3 separate regions of the Homo sapiens genome follow, and regions 1 and 2 are each linked to region 3. Evidence: read pairs that join two places in POLR2A ChIA-PET (ENCODE). Cell type or tissue: GM12878. All regions are shown on one strand.

Evidence for each region. Peaks named below come from ENCODE experiments on the same cell type or tissue, not always from the same donor. Only the 100,000 strongest peaks of a DNase experiment are listed, where the experiment ranks them.
Region 1: POLR2A ChIA-PET joins it to region 3 with 5 read pairs; 6 of 35 experiments call an interaction of 5 or more read pairs at or near these places.
Region 2: POLR2A ChIA-PET joins it to region 3 with 6 read pairs; 3 of 35 experiments call an interaction of 5 or more read pairs at or near these places.

The regions. Positions count from the first base shown.
Region 1 is chr6:135,164,613-135,169,612 of GRCh38, forward strand. No RefSeq gene overlaps it. Among named protein-coding and RNA genes, the nearest start is that of MYB, 14 kb to the right of the region's middle. In GM12878, no CTCF peak of the experiment used is centred here; no DNase peak of the experiment used is centred here; H3K4me3 peaks cover 427 bases; H3K27ac peaks cover 420 bases.
Region 2 is chr6:135,021,012-135,026,011 of GRCh38, forward strand. All of the region lies in intron 4 of HBS1L (HBS1 like translational GTPase), which reads right to left. Among named protein-coding and RNA genes, the nearest start is that of HBS1L, 31 kb to the right of the region's middle. In GM12878, no CTCF peak of the experiment used is centred here; no DNase peak of the experiment used is centred here; H3K4me3 peaks cover 484 bases; H3K27ac peaks cover 826 bases.
Region 3 is chr6:135,086,746-135,091,745 of GRCh38, forward strand. No RefSeq gene overlaps it. Among named protein-coding and RNA genes, the nearest start is that of HBS1L, 34 kb to the left of the region's middle. RefSeq lists an enhancer at 1,988-2,037. In GM12878, CTCF peaks have their summits at 799 (motif pointing left) and 2,667; a DNase peak (open chromatin) is centred at 2,159; H3K4me3 peaks cover 564 bases; H3K27ac peaks cover 1,641 bases; H3K27me3 peaks cover 290 bases.

The DNA.
Region 1 (5,000 bases), 78 kb after region 3:
GCCCAGCCTAAAAACTTTTAAGGAAAGAAAATCATGGCAGATAATCACATGCCACATAGAATACTGGCAATATTTTAATGTACACACTGGTCAGGAAATTAGACCAACTTTTAGTACACAAACACTGCAAATATTGCTACTTCTACTTCCCATCCTTCCTTCCTTCAATTAATTTTCATATAGGTTCAGAATGTTCATTTTATGTATATATACATACTTTTATGTATACATATATATACACATATACTATTACATATATATATATACACACATATACTATTTTATATATATTTCTATTTCCTAACATATTCCTGAGGTAACACTGTCTTTCCGATCCTGCAGGGTTGCCATCACTGACTCCCAGGTGATGCAGCCTCTGCAGATCTATCCGCTGGCTCCAGATTGTCAGCTTCTGTCTTTAGTTCTGAATTCCCCCACCTTCAGGAGTTATCTGGTATTCTCAAAGAGAAGGGTGGCTAAGAAGGGAGGTTTCTTTCCAAAAACTCCCCTTAGGCAAGGCAGGCAGAACTGTGAAGAGAAAACAGAAAATAGGAGAGCTTGTTCTTGTTTTCTGAATCCCAAAGAACGTCACCCCCAATGCTGTCACTCACTAAATGGAGCATCTCAGGAGGAGAGATGCTGCAGCCAGTCTCAGAGGAAGGATCTCAGTCTCCTGGACATATCTGTTGCTTTCTTTCACTTGGTGATAGACAAGCCACGATCTCATTTCAAAGCCTTCAGTTAGGCTATGGGATGCTACCTTCAAAATCAAGCTTCTCTTAGATCTATATAGAGGTGGAACACAACATGAAGATTGGATATCTAATATTGGCCTGAGGTTTTCTTTGTTCTGGGAAGTAATCACTGGAGCGACTCTCTTGGTATGACATGCATGGCTGCAGAGTTCCTCCCAGGAGACTGGACAGTCAATGGAGTCCCTCATGCCACAATGGATTCACTCATCTCTTTTAGGTGAGTAGTTGCTCTCAGAGAGCAGTTCAAGAGGCCTTGGCATGATTGTTTACAGTAAGGAAAACAAGAATCTATTTTTTAAAAAACTTTTAGGTTCACAGGTACGCGTGCAGGTTTATATAGGTAAACTTGGGTCATGGGGGTTTGTTGTACAGATTATTTCATCACCCATGTACTAAGCCTAGTACCCAATAGTTATTTTTTCTGCTCCTCTTCCTCCTCCAGCCCTCCACCTTCAGGTAGGTCCCAGTGTGTATCGTTCCCCTTTATGTGTCCATGTGTTCTAATCATTTAGCTCCTGCTTAAAAGTGAGAACATGTGATATTTGGTTTTCTGTTTCTATGTTAGTTTGTTAAGGATAATGCCCTCCAGTTCCATCCATGTCCCTGCAAAGGACATACTCTCATTCTTTTTTATGGCCACATAGTATTCCATGGTGTATATGTACCACATGGAAAATAAGAATCTAATACTACAATTCTTAAAGACTTCGATGATAGCCAAAAAACTATATGTCTTTGAAGAAATTATTTTTAAAAAGCACTTTATAACATGTTGAATATAACATGCATTTATGAGTACTATATTTATTAGAGAGGCAGAGCAAAACTGAAAAAGTCCTCTTTCCAAGGCTACCAAATGCAATACACTTGCTAAGATTTATCACCTACCTAATGAGGTTAATTGAGATTTTTTTACTCCAGAGTCTCATGTGGGCCTATTCTTGACCAAACCCCCGCTCAAAAACTAATGTACACCAAGAGGTAATGGTTACAAATGGATCAATGTGGTCATTTAATTCAAAGCAATGGTTGGAACAGGAGTCTGACAACACCCTAGGGTTATTAAGTGTCAGAACAACAGGGAAAGTAACTTTGCTCAGGGCAATCTACTGAAAACACTTAACATTGTGCTGTGCACGGTGGCTCACACCTATAATCCCAGCACTTTGGGAGGCTGAGGAGACAGGATCACTTGAGCCCAGGAGTTTGAGCCCAGCCTGGGCAAACATAGGGAGACCCTGTTGCTACAAAAAATAAAACTAATTAGCCAGGCATGGTGGCACACATCTGCGGTCCCAGCTACTCAGGAGGCTGAGGTGGGAGGGTCACTTGGGCCCAGGAGGTCAAGGCTGCAGTGAACTGTGATTGCGCCACCGCACTCCAGCCTGGGTGACAGAGCAAGACCCTGTCTCAAAAAGAAAAAAAAAAGAAAAAGAAAAGAAAAGCCTGGGTTACATAGGGCAAGTGCTCACCAACTTCTTACCTGGTTGTTGGAATTAAGAATAACCCAAGCTCCCTTGGACAGAACTTTATGCACCTTGTATGGTAATTACTACATGCTGGTTTCCTCCCACTAAGCACCTCCAAGGGCAGGTACTTGTCACACTCATCTTTTGTCTGCAAGCTCCTAGCAAGTGCTTGTCACAAAGTAAACCCTCCTTGAGTGTTTGTTGGCCTCCAAAGAAGTGATAAATTGGGAGGCCGAGGCGGGTTGATCACAAGGTCAGGAGTTTGAGACCAGCTTGACCAACATGGTGAAACCCCATCTCTACTAAAAATACAAAAATTAGCCGGGCATGGTGGTGGGCACCTGTAATCCCAGCTCCCAGCTACTCAGAAGGCTGAGGCAAGAGAATTGCTTGAACCCGGGAAGTGGAGGTTGCAGTGACCCGAGATTGCGCCATTGCACTCCAGCCTGGAAGACAAAGTGAGACTTGGTCTCAAAAAAAAAAAAAAAAAAGAAGAAGTGATAAATGCCCTATTTTTGTGATATGTCCAACACAGCACCATGCCAACTATGAATCTTGAAAATTATTTTTGAAATCCCAGAAGGAAAAATAAAAGACAGATACATTTCTTTTTTACTATATGGAGGCAACATAAATTTTCTAGGTCCTGTTGTTAGAGCTCCCTTGCATCCTTTTTGGTACAAATCAGTGATCCAGAGGATATCTAAATAGCTTAAATAAAATGAAAGCCCTACCTTTTGGATTTTTTGGAAGCTGATTTCAGCATGGTGATACTCAAAATATCAGAGGTGCTGATTTGTTGTTGATTCCCTTCATTGCCTTCACTAACACCAAGTCATATATTTCATAAAGGAAAAGCTTTTACATTTTACATGAAAACTGACCATAATACTACTAAATCCCAGTTGTTTTCTTAATTAGTTTATGCCTAATCATGGCCAACTAAGTCCTACAGCCCCAGGCATGACTCAAAGCCAGAAATGCCAATAATTACTGACCTCAGTAGGTCACGTATTCTTTCTTTGGAAAATTATCTGGAGTAAATTCTTATTCAAAAATCTCTGTGGAGTTACTCTTTATTCTATTTGTTGCAATGAGTTAACCCTCTTATAGGTCTGGAATTTCACAATCCCTCTTAAAATAAGTAGTATTCTCAGTTCACTCATTATTTGCAATACTCATAGATGAACTATTCAATTACTGAAAAGAAATCTAGGAATAATATCACTTTAAAAAAATCTCCTAGGAAGTCCCTAAGGTTTTGTGATCATAAAAGCCTGGGTTCAAAACCTAGCTCTAAACTTTAAAGGTTGTGTAAATTTGCACATGTACTTAAACTCTCAACTGCTCTATTTCCTCCTCAGTCAAATGGAGATAAGACTCACTACTGGCAAGGATGCTTTGAGGGTTAGCAATAGTCTAAAAAAGTGGCTGACATATAGCAAATGCTTAATAAATAGTAGCTATTAATCTAGTGTCTCAGTCTATTAATTACAAACCATATTTGTGTTCTTGTAGTAATTTATCCACAGGTTATGAAACACTTGGACATATATTATCCACTAGATCCTCACTCTGGTTCTGTGGGGTCATGCATAGTACACGTACCATTTCTCTTATATTGATGAAGATTTAGGGTCAAATATTAAACATTTTGCCCAAAGCTGCACAGTGAGTTTGGGAGCCCTAGGACTCAAGCTCAGGGTCTCTGACTCCAAGTCAGATATGTACGTCCTGCCCTCCTTCTACCCTGCCTGCTATCACTGACTCAGGCAGCCTACACATCCATTTAAGGTAAATGTTTATTGTTTGATCAAAAGCTGAATATCAAATGATCTAACTGGAACCTATTGGGATAAATCTTTTTATTTTCCAGCACTCAGGAATTCTACAAATTTGATCTTTAAGAAAATGATGAAGATGAGTATGAATAGCTTGAAGACAGCATAATACCTTAAGCCAAGGTATCTGACCTTGAACAATTCCATGCCCTACAGCTGTACTGTCTAATATAGGAGCCATAACTACATATGGCCATTGAGCAATTGAACTGCAGTTTGTGTGGCTGAGGAACTGAATTTTAAAATTTATTTATTTTTAATTAATTTAACAATTATTGATTGTTAATTTATTGATAGTTAATGACTAACTTATTTATAATTAACATTAATTAATTTAATATTAAATTTAAAACTGACAGTTGCTTTAGTTACAGGAAAACTTTTAAGTATAAAAAATTTTAAGTATGTTTTAAACAACTTGGGTATGCAATCTACTTTTTCAACTATACATTTTATGAATTCTAAATTTGTAAATAAAGTATTTCTGATGAGTATTGAGTATCTGAATTGAGTTGTGCCATGGGTATAATATATACACCAGATTTCAAAGACTTAGTACCAAGAAAAGAATGTAAAATATCTTCTTAATAATTTTTATTATTGACTGCACCTTGAAATGATAACATTTTGTATATATTAGTTTAAATAAAACATATCCACCCCTCTAATCCCAGCATTTTGGAAGGCCAAGGCAGGTGGATCACTTTAGGTCAAGAGTTCAAGACCAGCCTGGCTAACATGGTGAAACCCTGTCTCTACTAAAAATACAAAAATTAGCCCGGCATGGTGGTGTGCACCTGTAATCCCAGCTACTCAGGAGGGTGAGGCAGGAGAATTCCTTGAACCAAGGAGACAGAGGTTGCAGTGAGCCAAGATCACGCCACTGTACTCCAGCCTGGCAACAGAGCAAGATTCTATCTCAAAAAAAAGTATGT
Region 2 (5,000 bases), 66 kb before region 3:
AATGAAGACTTCAGTATTAGAAACATATTGCTGTGAATGCTGGTTCTATCCTTTACTGGTTTTGTGGTCTTGGGGAAGATGTTTACACATTCTGGAGCTTCAGATCCTCCAACTATAAAACTAGGATAAAAATAATCCCTATTCTATGTGATTATTATGAATATTAAGTGTTAGCAGATATAAAGAATTTAGTACATTTGGTGTAAAGTACTCATTAATATTGCCTACAATTACTGCTTAAATGCATCAAAATGCTACATAATTCTAGATTCCATAGGATTAGGCATGTACTTTCTCTTAAATTGGTTCTCAATAAACAATATTATTTAAGCTGGTACTTACAAAGGCACCAAGCAGGCAAATATTAATAAACTAAATTATACAGTATTTTAAATCAAACTGAATTGTTGTTTTACAATCCAAAGACCACAAAGTCATCTGAAATTTAAACAGACTAGCAAATGACTTCATTTCTTAGGACTGCTAATTTGCAGGATTTAGAAACTGATACCAATTCTCTATACATGAATGACAAGTCTCGGTTAAATAATACTAGCAGAAAAAAAGCCCTAATTTTTAAATACCTTACTAATGATAAAGCTGGTTTCCTTGACAATGGATTCAATTTTATCCCTACGATGCTTATCACTTAACAAGATTAAACTGTTACAGAATAAAAGTTTGTTGCAAGAAAAGTAATGTACAACAATGAAAAGGGCACTGGAGATTCAAAGAACTCTGTTCAAATTACAACTGGCTTCTTAACACCTACGTAAAATTAGGCAATTTATTTATTTTATATGAGCCTCACCTTAAAGGTTCTTATAATGACCAAATAAAACATATACAAAGCCTGACACATAGCTGATATTCAAAATGTTAATTCACCTTCCTATCCCCCCTTGAGAGGTAGCTCCCAGAACAGAAAGCTTTACAGACAACCAAGAAAAAGCAGCAGATACCATATTCAGACTGAAAGCAGTTGGCCATATAGGTACTTCTATTAAATCAGAGACCTAGCCCCTTACGAGCTACTCTAAAACTCGAGGGGAAAGTTTGTACCTCAGTTTTATGTCCCCTATGCCTAGCACGTTTTTCTAATTTAAAAAAAGGAACATGCAATAAATGCTGGCTAAGCTGAATTTTATTTGTCCTCTCCCTTCATTCTATTCTTTGGCTAAAGTACTTAGTAATATCTAGCACATTAAAAGCAGTAAAAATAATTTTTTACTAAAAGGATGTATAATTGCCTTAGAATAAAACAAGAAAGTATATACAAATATACATGTGATTAGAATTTGTAAGGTCAAAAAAAAAAAAAGCAAGGTAATTAATGTCAAAAGAAGACTCTATATTTAACATTCATGTAATTCATAGATGGTATCAGCTGTTCATGAAGATACACAGTTTTGAGAGTCTAAAGCAAATTATTTTTAAATTAAGCAATTAGTGTTTCAGTTTTTCCAGTGTAGGTGTACATACAAAGAGAATCTTAAAACATAGCTGAGAACATTCTGAACTAAAGCTTTTTCACTGAAATAAACCACTTCCTTTACAAAGCCCACATAATTTTAAGCAGAAAGCCAATTAATTCTGGTTACCTGTATAAGTATAAAATTCTCCTAATTGTCTAAATAAAAATACTCAGTGATGAATAAATTAGTGAAAAAATATTTTCATTGAAAATTATATTTAAAAGGGAAAACCAAAAAAGATGCATTAAATATGACTGTTAACAATCTACTAAAAAGGATTAAAAGATGCATTTTAAGTGCATTATTGAAAAGTTCATATAGATTTAGTAGTATTCATAATATCTCATATTTCTTTGTAACATAAACTTTTCAAATTAATCACAGGATTTATTTCCAGGATAAGGATAAAATCTCATAATACATTTGACCTAAGCAGGAAAAAAAAAAAAAGAGGTTGCATCTCCTCATAAAAATCAAATGTTACTATGTTTCCCATTTACTGATGAGATACATAGTGATGATATCTAAGAGAAAGACAAATACAGCAAAATAAACAAGTAGAAAAAAATGATCTTAGGGAAATTGTTTATGGCTGTTCTTTATCTTTTTTTTTTTTAAACTTCTTGAAGTTCCCTACTGAAGAATAGGGAACAACCTGCCATTAAGAACCAAAAGTGGCCGGGCACACTGGCTCACGCCTATAATCCCAGCACTTTGGGAGGCCGAGGCGGGCAGATCACGAGGTCAGGAGATCGAGACCATCCTGGCTAACACGGTGAAACCCCGTCTCTTCTAAAAATACAAAAAATTAGCCGGGCGTGATGGCGGGCGCCTGTAGTCCCAGCTACTTGGGAGGCTGAGGCAGGAGAGTGGTGTGAACCCCAGAGGCGGAGCTTGCAGTGAGCCGATTTCGCGCCACTGCACTCTAGCCTGGGCAACAGAGCGAGACTCCATCTCAAAAACAACAACAACAAAAGAACCAAAAGTATGATAATCATCACCTGAGATATAAATAATATTAAATAGATATTTGCATACAGACATACTATGTAAAGTTTAACAGATTATTAACACTATGAAATGGCAAAACAATGCTAGAAAGAATATAACCTCATCATATAAAATTAGGCTTTACTTTCTAAATAAAAGCTTTATTTGAAGGGAAAACTAGATAAAATTCAAAAGAAAAGGAAAATGATATATAACAGGTTTCTAACCAGTATAGGTAGACCACTATTACAAAGCACACCTTGTCAAAAATAGTAGCTCAATTATAAAATATATTTCTTCAAACCAAGCAATACTTTTAAACAATCATCTTAATGATCTGATTAGTATAAACATTTATCAGCTACTTTATTTGTGAGGCAATGGAAATATCAATTTTGAAAACTGTAAAAAATGTCCAATTTAAATTATACATGATACTTTTTCCAGATTTTTAGACCAACTATTTTTCTCAATGCTCACTTTTTTTTAACACTATTTTTTCAATGAAATAAAATTAATCCAGTGGTAGAAAAAGCCTCAATAGGAATCGTTAAGAGTGAAACCTCGCTCCACATAATAATATCTACTCTGTTGAAAACTATCTTCCAGTTGACTAATTATAAAATTTTAATCCATAAATAATATTTTTCTGAGAAAAGGGTCCCTTAAAACAATAATGATGGGCCGGGCACAGTGGCTCACGCCTGTAATCCCAGCACTTTGGGAGGCCGAGGCGGGCGGATCACGAGGTCAGGAGATCCAGACCATCCTGGCTAACATGGTGAAACCCTGTCTCTACTAAAAATACAAAAAATTAGCCAGGCATGGTGGCGGGTGCCTGTAGTCCCAGCTACTCCGGAGGCTGAGGCAGAAGAATGGCGTGAACCCAGGAGGCAGAGCTTGCAGTGAGCCGAGATTGCACCACTACACTCAAGCCTGGGTGACAGAGTGAGACTTCGTCTCAAAAAAAAAAAAAAAAAAAAAAACACAAAACAAGAATGATGTATGAATTTTAATTTCTGAATTTTCCTGTGGAAGAGTTTGTGTTACTCAGTTTTATACTCTTGGGGGTGTTTTTTTTTTTTCTTGGTAGGTTTAAGGTGGCAAGGGAAATAACATCAGAAAACTAAGATTATTCCACAATTTTATTACCCAAATATGCGCCTTTTTAGCAGTTCATTCATGGGAATGTATAACATAATTATAAAATAACATTTTAAGGTTATATGTATTTGCTGTTAACAAAATGAACTAAAATGTTGTCTAAATTAAGATATGTTAACATTTAGTATATTATTTTAGAAGTTAGTTCTAATTTATTACCAGAAGAGGCTAATTTTATGTAAATACTAAGAAGTTCACATTCCAAAACTATAAATATATTAAAATACTAAAAATTGCTCTGAATTGGGGGAAAAAAGAGAAATCTTCTTCCGGAATGCTTAGTGGCATCAAGTTGACATGATACTGGAACCATTATACGTAAGCTCCTAAATCTTTAGGACAAGGCCTGCTGTATCACATACTAAGAAAGAAATTATCACAAGCCTCTCAGATCACTCTAGTTTCACAGTTGAAAAGGGGGTATCTAATCTAACAAGTGCCCTTGGAAAAATACATCCAGTTTAAGAGCCAATGCAAAGATGTTTCTATCCCAATCTTCTTCCAAAAAACACCCATCCCATTTTCCCGAAAGAGAGCAAGAAAAACAGAAAACTGTACTTTCAAAAAAGTAGGAAACAGTCATAACACCAAAGCACAAACTATGAAGAACTTCTTACCAAACAGAAATGTGGATCAAACTGAGAGCACATGAGAAACATAGGACTCCAGATTCTGTCCAGAAGCCAGAGTTCTCCAAAGTTGGAGGCGTACCTCTGAAGGACCCAACAAAAGAGTCATCAAGAAAATAGCAACAGTGAAGGCTAAGGAAGAATCTCAGAACCCATCCACACCAAGCAAGGAAATCATAAAAACCTTCTGAAGAGAATTTCACTTAGCCTTTCACTGCTTCTGTTTTGCCTCAGAGACAAAATTGACAATGCTGACAAAACTGCTGCAACATGACCTAAGGATAAACAGCAAGTTCGAGAGTACAAGGTGGTCCGAGCTCAGTCACCACACCCCTCCCATTATTCTTTATAAAATGCTGTCAAAAAAGAAATCCCTCCCTTTTCAAATATTCAAAGAGGGCATGACATAGAAGCTATAGGTAGATACTCTAAGAATAAATATGGAGGAAAACAAGGTAGATGAAGAATATATAACAGTTGAATGTAAAAAGAAAAAGACAGGGTTTTTGAAGTTTTATGATATCAAATATAGCAAAGAAAATACAGCCTCTGACAGAAGAGCTTGGAAAAAGAAAGACAGGATAAAATAAAGATGATAAAAACAAATAGGAGGAAAAATTGAAAAGTAAGCCAGCAGGGCTCAGGAGAAGAACAGAGGGAGAGTGGGAAACTCTGTAGAAATAAAAGCCGCACTGGAGGTGGCAGAATCGAGGTAGCTAGTTAGCAACATGCAACAATAGAA
Region 3 (5,000 bases):
TAAAAACAATGGCACCTCTTTTTACTTAATTTCAGTCACATTTGGAAGAAGATAAGAAAGTTTATTCTGAACTCCATCACTCACTATTACTGAGTTTGCTTCATTGTTGAAACTAGGGAAAATTAGTCCGAGGTTTCAAAAAAGCAGCTAAACAATTTTTTTTCCAAATTCTTATCCACCATGACTAGACCATGGCAAAAAAAAAAAGAAAAAAAAAGAAAAAAGAAAGAAAAAAAAGGAAAAGAAAAACAATAAAACACAAACAAACAAAAAACCCAGAGAGACAAAAACACACTTCAGCATAGTAGAAAGAAAGCAGATATACGTAGACACAAATCCCCAAGCTCTCCACTTACTGGGTAAGTGGAGCTACTTAATATCACTACAATTCAGTTTCTTTATTTATAAAATAGAGATGACACCTCCTTCATCGCTTTGCTGAAGGATTACAGGATGATGGGTGAACTGTAATACTTGGTACATATTATACATTCAATATACATTAGGAGGACCCCTTTCTGCTCATTATGTGGACAGAGGTAAAGTACCAGGCCAGGGTATTTATGATGACTATGTGGAAAGACTTTGGCTTCTATGGGGATGACATGGTTATAGGAATCAAAACTTTGACATTAAAAACTTTCATATCCCTTTATGAAATTCAATGAAAAAGAAAGAGCTGTTGATGCTGTGGGCTAAACATGAGGACAGTAATGGTTGGATTAACACAGCTGGACCACAGAGTGCCAGATGGTGGAAGACACCCTTCCCCTTCCCCTTCCCAACCCATAAATCCTAGAACCCTGAGCCCCCTAGTGTGAGCTTTGTGCATTTGTGCTTGAGGCAGCGAGGTTCTCCCACCATAGGTCCCAGTTGGCATATCCACCAACAGCTCTCACCAAATCACACTTGTGTCCTGCCTTCCTTTCCACATCCGCCTGCACTCTCACCACCCCCAAAGAAGCACCTTTACTGTATATTACAGATATGTTTGATTTCTCTAAGCAAAATGTTCTCATATTCTACGTACAATTGCATTCAAAACCTAAGTTCCACTATCTTAGAGATGATTGTGTTGTTGTGTTTTTGTTTCCTTGAGGGAATATTACCTCTGTAAACCATATGGCAAAGGGACAAGATGGAACATGAGTCACTGTACACAAGGGAACAAACATCCAGACATGAAGGCAGCGTCACAACAACTCCAGAGGCTGGCAGTTTCTGGGCTTCAAAAGGAAAATAACTTTTTTTTTTAACTCTGCAAACCACAGCTACTTGTGTGGTTGATGTGTAGCTAAAGGCCACGGGTCTCCTATCACATGATCTCACACAGAACTGGAGTTCTTCCAGTGAGCAGGTGTTAACGGTCCCTGAAAACCAGTTTGTAAGAGATCGTAGCTGTCATCCCGGAGTGGTGTGTTTTAATAGAAAGAAACCCATGTTTCCCAGGAAATTGCTATCAAAGTTCAACAGAGATTCCAGTGCATGAGCGGAACATAATTTACCCACCATTTATCTTTAATGAGCACCTACTGTGTGTCAGGTACTAAGCACCTGCTAGCTTTGTCTATTTTAATCCTGCTGTTCCTTTAAATCTCAGGCAAACATCACTTTCTTACAAAAGCCTTCCCTTACTTCCCTGAGTCAGATCCTCCTTTTACACACTCTGGTAATATGACATCTCTGTCTTTCACGGCTCTTAACCATGGCTGAATTTTACAGTATTTATGGCATTCTTTTATTAACATTTGTCTCCTCCAGCAAGCTGTAAGCACCATGAGGGCAAGTACTGTGTCTGACTTTAGTCAGTACTATATCCACAGCACCTAGAAGGCACTCATGTATTTATCAACAAATGCAGGTCTTTATGTTGTCTGCAATCTTACATGCTCCTGAGGTAACAGTTCAGCTGACCTGATTTAGGGTCAGCTAGGATAAAATGAGTAAATATTAATTAGGAATAAAGTGCATATTTCTTTCTTTGGGAGACATAGATTACCCACACCAGTGGTGAACTGGTAAGCCAGCTCTCTTGAAATTAGTCAGTCAATCAATCAATAACCCTGACTGGTATTGTTTGCCAAATTCCTTGGTGCAAATACTCTCCCCATATCCAATTTCAGACTACCGGTATGAAGTTATTGGACCTGAGTTGGGAAGAAATGCACACAATCAGCAATCATGAGCCAATTTGAAGCAGCACTAGCATACACTGCCTCACACCCCACAGATACTCTGAACTATTGCATCACTCCCATGATTTGTCATAACTGTAGCCACAAGAGCAGCCTACGATACCTTGTGTCTTCTGGAGGCATGTAATTAGAGACCCCATGAAATAAAGTCACATACAAATGATTCACCAGGAAAAGCCAACATCACTGGGAATGGAATGTTAATTTTTTAATCTGCATAAGATTGAAATTACAGTTAAGATCCTGTTTGACGGAACATGGTTTCACATTTGAACTCTGGAGAAAAAATAACCTGGGGACATGGGTTCTCATTTTAGAATCTTATTGATAAGTGAAATGATAACATTTACTCTCTAAACCATTGTCTTGACCTGAATGGGTAGCAAAAACATCACCCTAAAAAGTCACCACAAAATGAAGACCTGAAGGCTTCAAATAGGAATTTTTTTGCCCTAGGGTGTACTCCTGAGATTCTACCATTAGGGGTGCTATTCTTTGATTTTTCTAAATCTTATCAGGACATTAAAGCCACTGTGAAAGTGAATATTCTCCATGGACAGCTGCCACTTTAATCCTTTATCAGCCAACACCTTCACTATAAGTGAGAATAAAAACCAGCAGAAATAGGCTTGGTGGGCCCCAGTGGATGGGAGCAGAGGCACTGGAAGGGGAATTGGAAATTTGCATAAACAAGTTCTGCTTCATGATATTTATTTATTTATGCCAAATCTAGCCAGTCACTTCTCTTTAGGTTTTTTGCCATGCCTGGTATTTTATTTTTAAGTCATGTATTTGTTCTAATATTTATTGGACAATTACAACTGCTGATAAAATCCAAAGGGGCTGGGGATTTAGATATAAAAGATGATTAGCTTTTCTCACAACTTTCATGCAAACATAACTAAAAATTAACACTATTGATTTTTGCTAAATAAAAGTACCAAAAACCTGTTATCTACATGACTTGTTTGCTTAAAAGCATTTGCCTTGGGAGGCAATTACTTTTGCACCAACCTAAAAACATCCACCAAAGCGTTTGGGGCTTCCCAGAGCCTCCATGTTAGCAAATCTTGGGCTAACATGAAGAGGATGTGATGTTGTTGGATATGGCCAATACCATATGAAGCTAAGTCTAGCTGAGTGTTAGCCTGGGGGATACTGCCAGGAACAAATGAGGCCCAGCTCCCAGTAATGGGATATGTGTCTCCTGGATGCACTCTGAGGATTAAATTCCGTGCGCTGACACACACTAAAGCCTCTAGCAAAGTCTTCATTTAATTAACTACAAACTTAGATATATGAAACAAAACCTCTGTAAAAAATCTTAAGGTCGAGAACATACTATATAATAGGCACAAGACTGAAGCAGTGTGGGGCAGATGTGATGATAGAGTCTTTGATGTTGATAGAAAAGCAAACTGGAAAATATTCATTCGTCCTCCAGAACCTCAAATCCACCCACACTGGAAATTGTCACTAACATACTCTTGCTCAGGAATAACACATACTCTGACTTGTAACGCTTGTCTTATTCTTTCACTTTTATCATAGAAAGAGGTCAAGGGGCAAAAAGAGGACAGATTCTAGTTCTAACAAAGCCAAGTTGAAAAACATCAGTACTTAACTAGGCTGAACTAATTCAGACACTAAAATAGAGAGAAGTTATGTAGCTTAGATTTTAAGCAGTCTAGAAAATCATTATCCCTCTCATATCCTAAGTCTCTATCAGTAAATCCTCTTGGACTGGAAATATCTTATATCCATTCTGAGAACTGGGCAAAATCCCCTTCACTTTAGTTGCACTGGTTGGTTTTTGGTAAAATCTTCCACATACATCTCAGTAATAACATTGAACATAGTTGTACCTACTCTGTGATAACTTCCTTTTTGGGGACCCATAGATTATCAATTGTTGCTTTGCTGTGGTCTTTGTTCAAAAGATGAATTTTTGTTTTAACACTGTGGTGAGCAGAATAATGGCCTCAATAGGTGACCGATTCCCAATCCCTGGAACCTGGAAATGTGTTAATTTACATGGGAAAAGTGAGTTTGCAGATGTAATTAAGGTTAAGGACCTGGAGATGGCAAGATTATCCTGGATTATCTAGGTGGACCCATCCCACTCACATGAGTCATTAAACTTGAGAACCTTTCCCAGGTCAGAGTCAGAGGGAGATGTGTAGACAGCAGAAGGGTTCCATAGATGCGATGTGAGTCTTCTACCTGCTGTTGCTGGCTTTGAAGATGGAGGAAAGGGGCCATGGAATGTGGGCAGCCTCTAGAAGCTGGAAACAGCAAGGAAACATATGCTCCCCTAGGGCCTCCAGAAAGGAACACAGCCCATCAACATCTTTATTTTAGCCCAGTGAAACCTCCATCAGACTTCTGACCTATGAAACTGTAAGATAATACATTTGTGCTATTTTAAGCCACTACATTTGAATAAATTTGTTATAAAGAGGCAATAGAAAATGAATGTGGTTAAATATCAAATGTATATCCCACAGGTTTGTTTACATGCCTTTCTTTGTACACACTTACCTTTACTTTCAATACATGCTCTTTTAAAAGACATCTTATATGGCAAGTAAATCATCACATGTAGTGTCAATAATGCATGTCATTAAATTGAATCAACCATAATACAAACAGCTATGATAATAACTTCATTATGATCGCCACCTCACTGGCAATGACTATAGGGTTATAAGATGCACCCCAATTGCAAAAAAATTAAAATGTGAACAAAGGCTGAGGCAGGAGGATCACTGGAGCCCAGGAGTTCAAGACCAGCCTGGACAACAT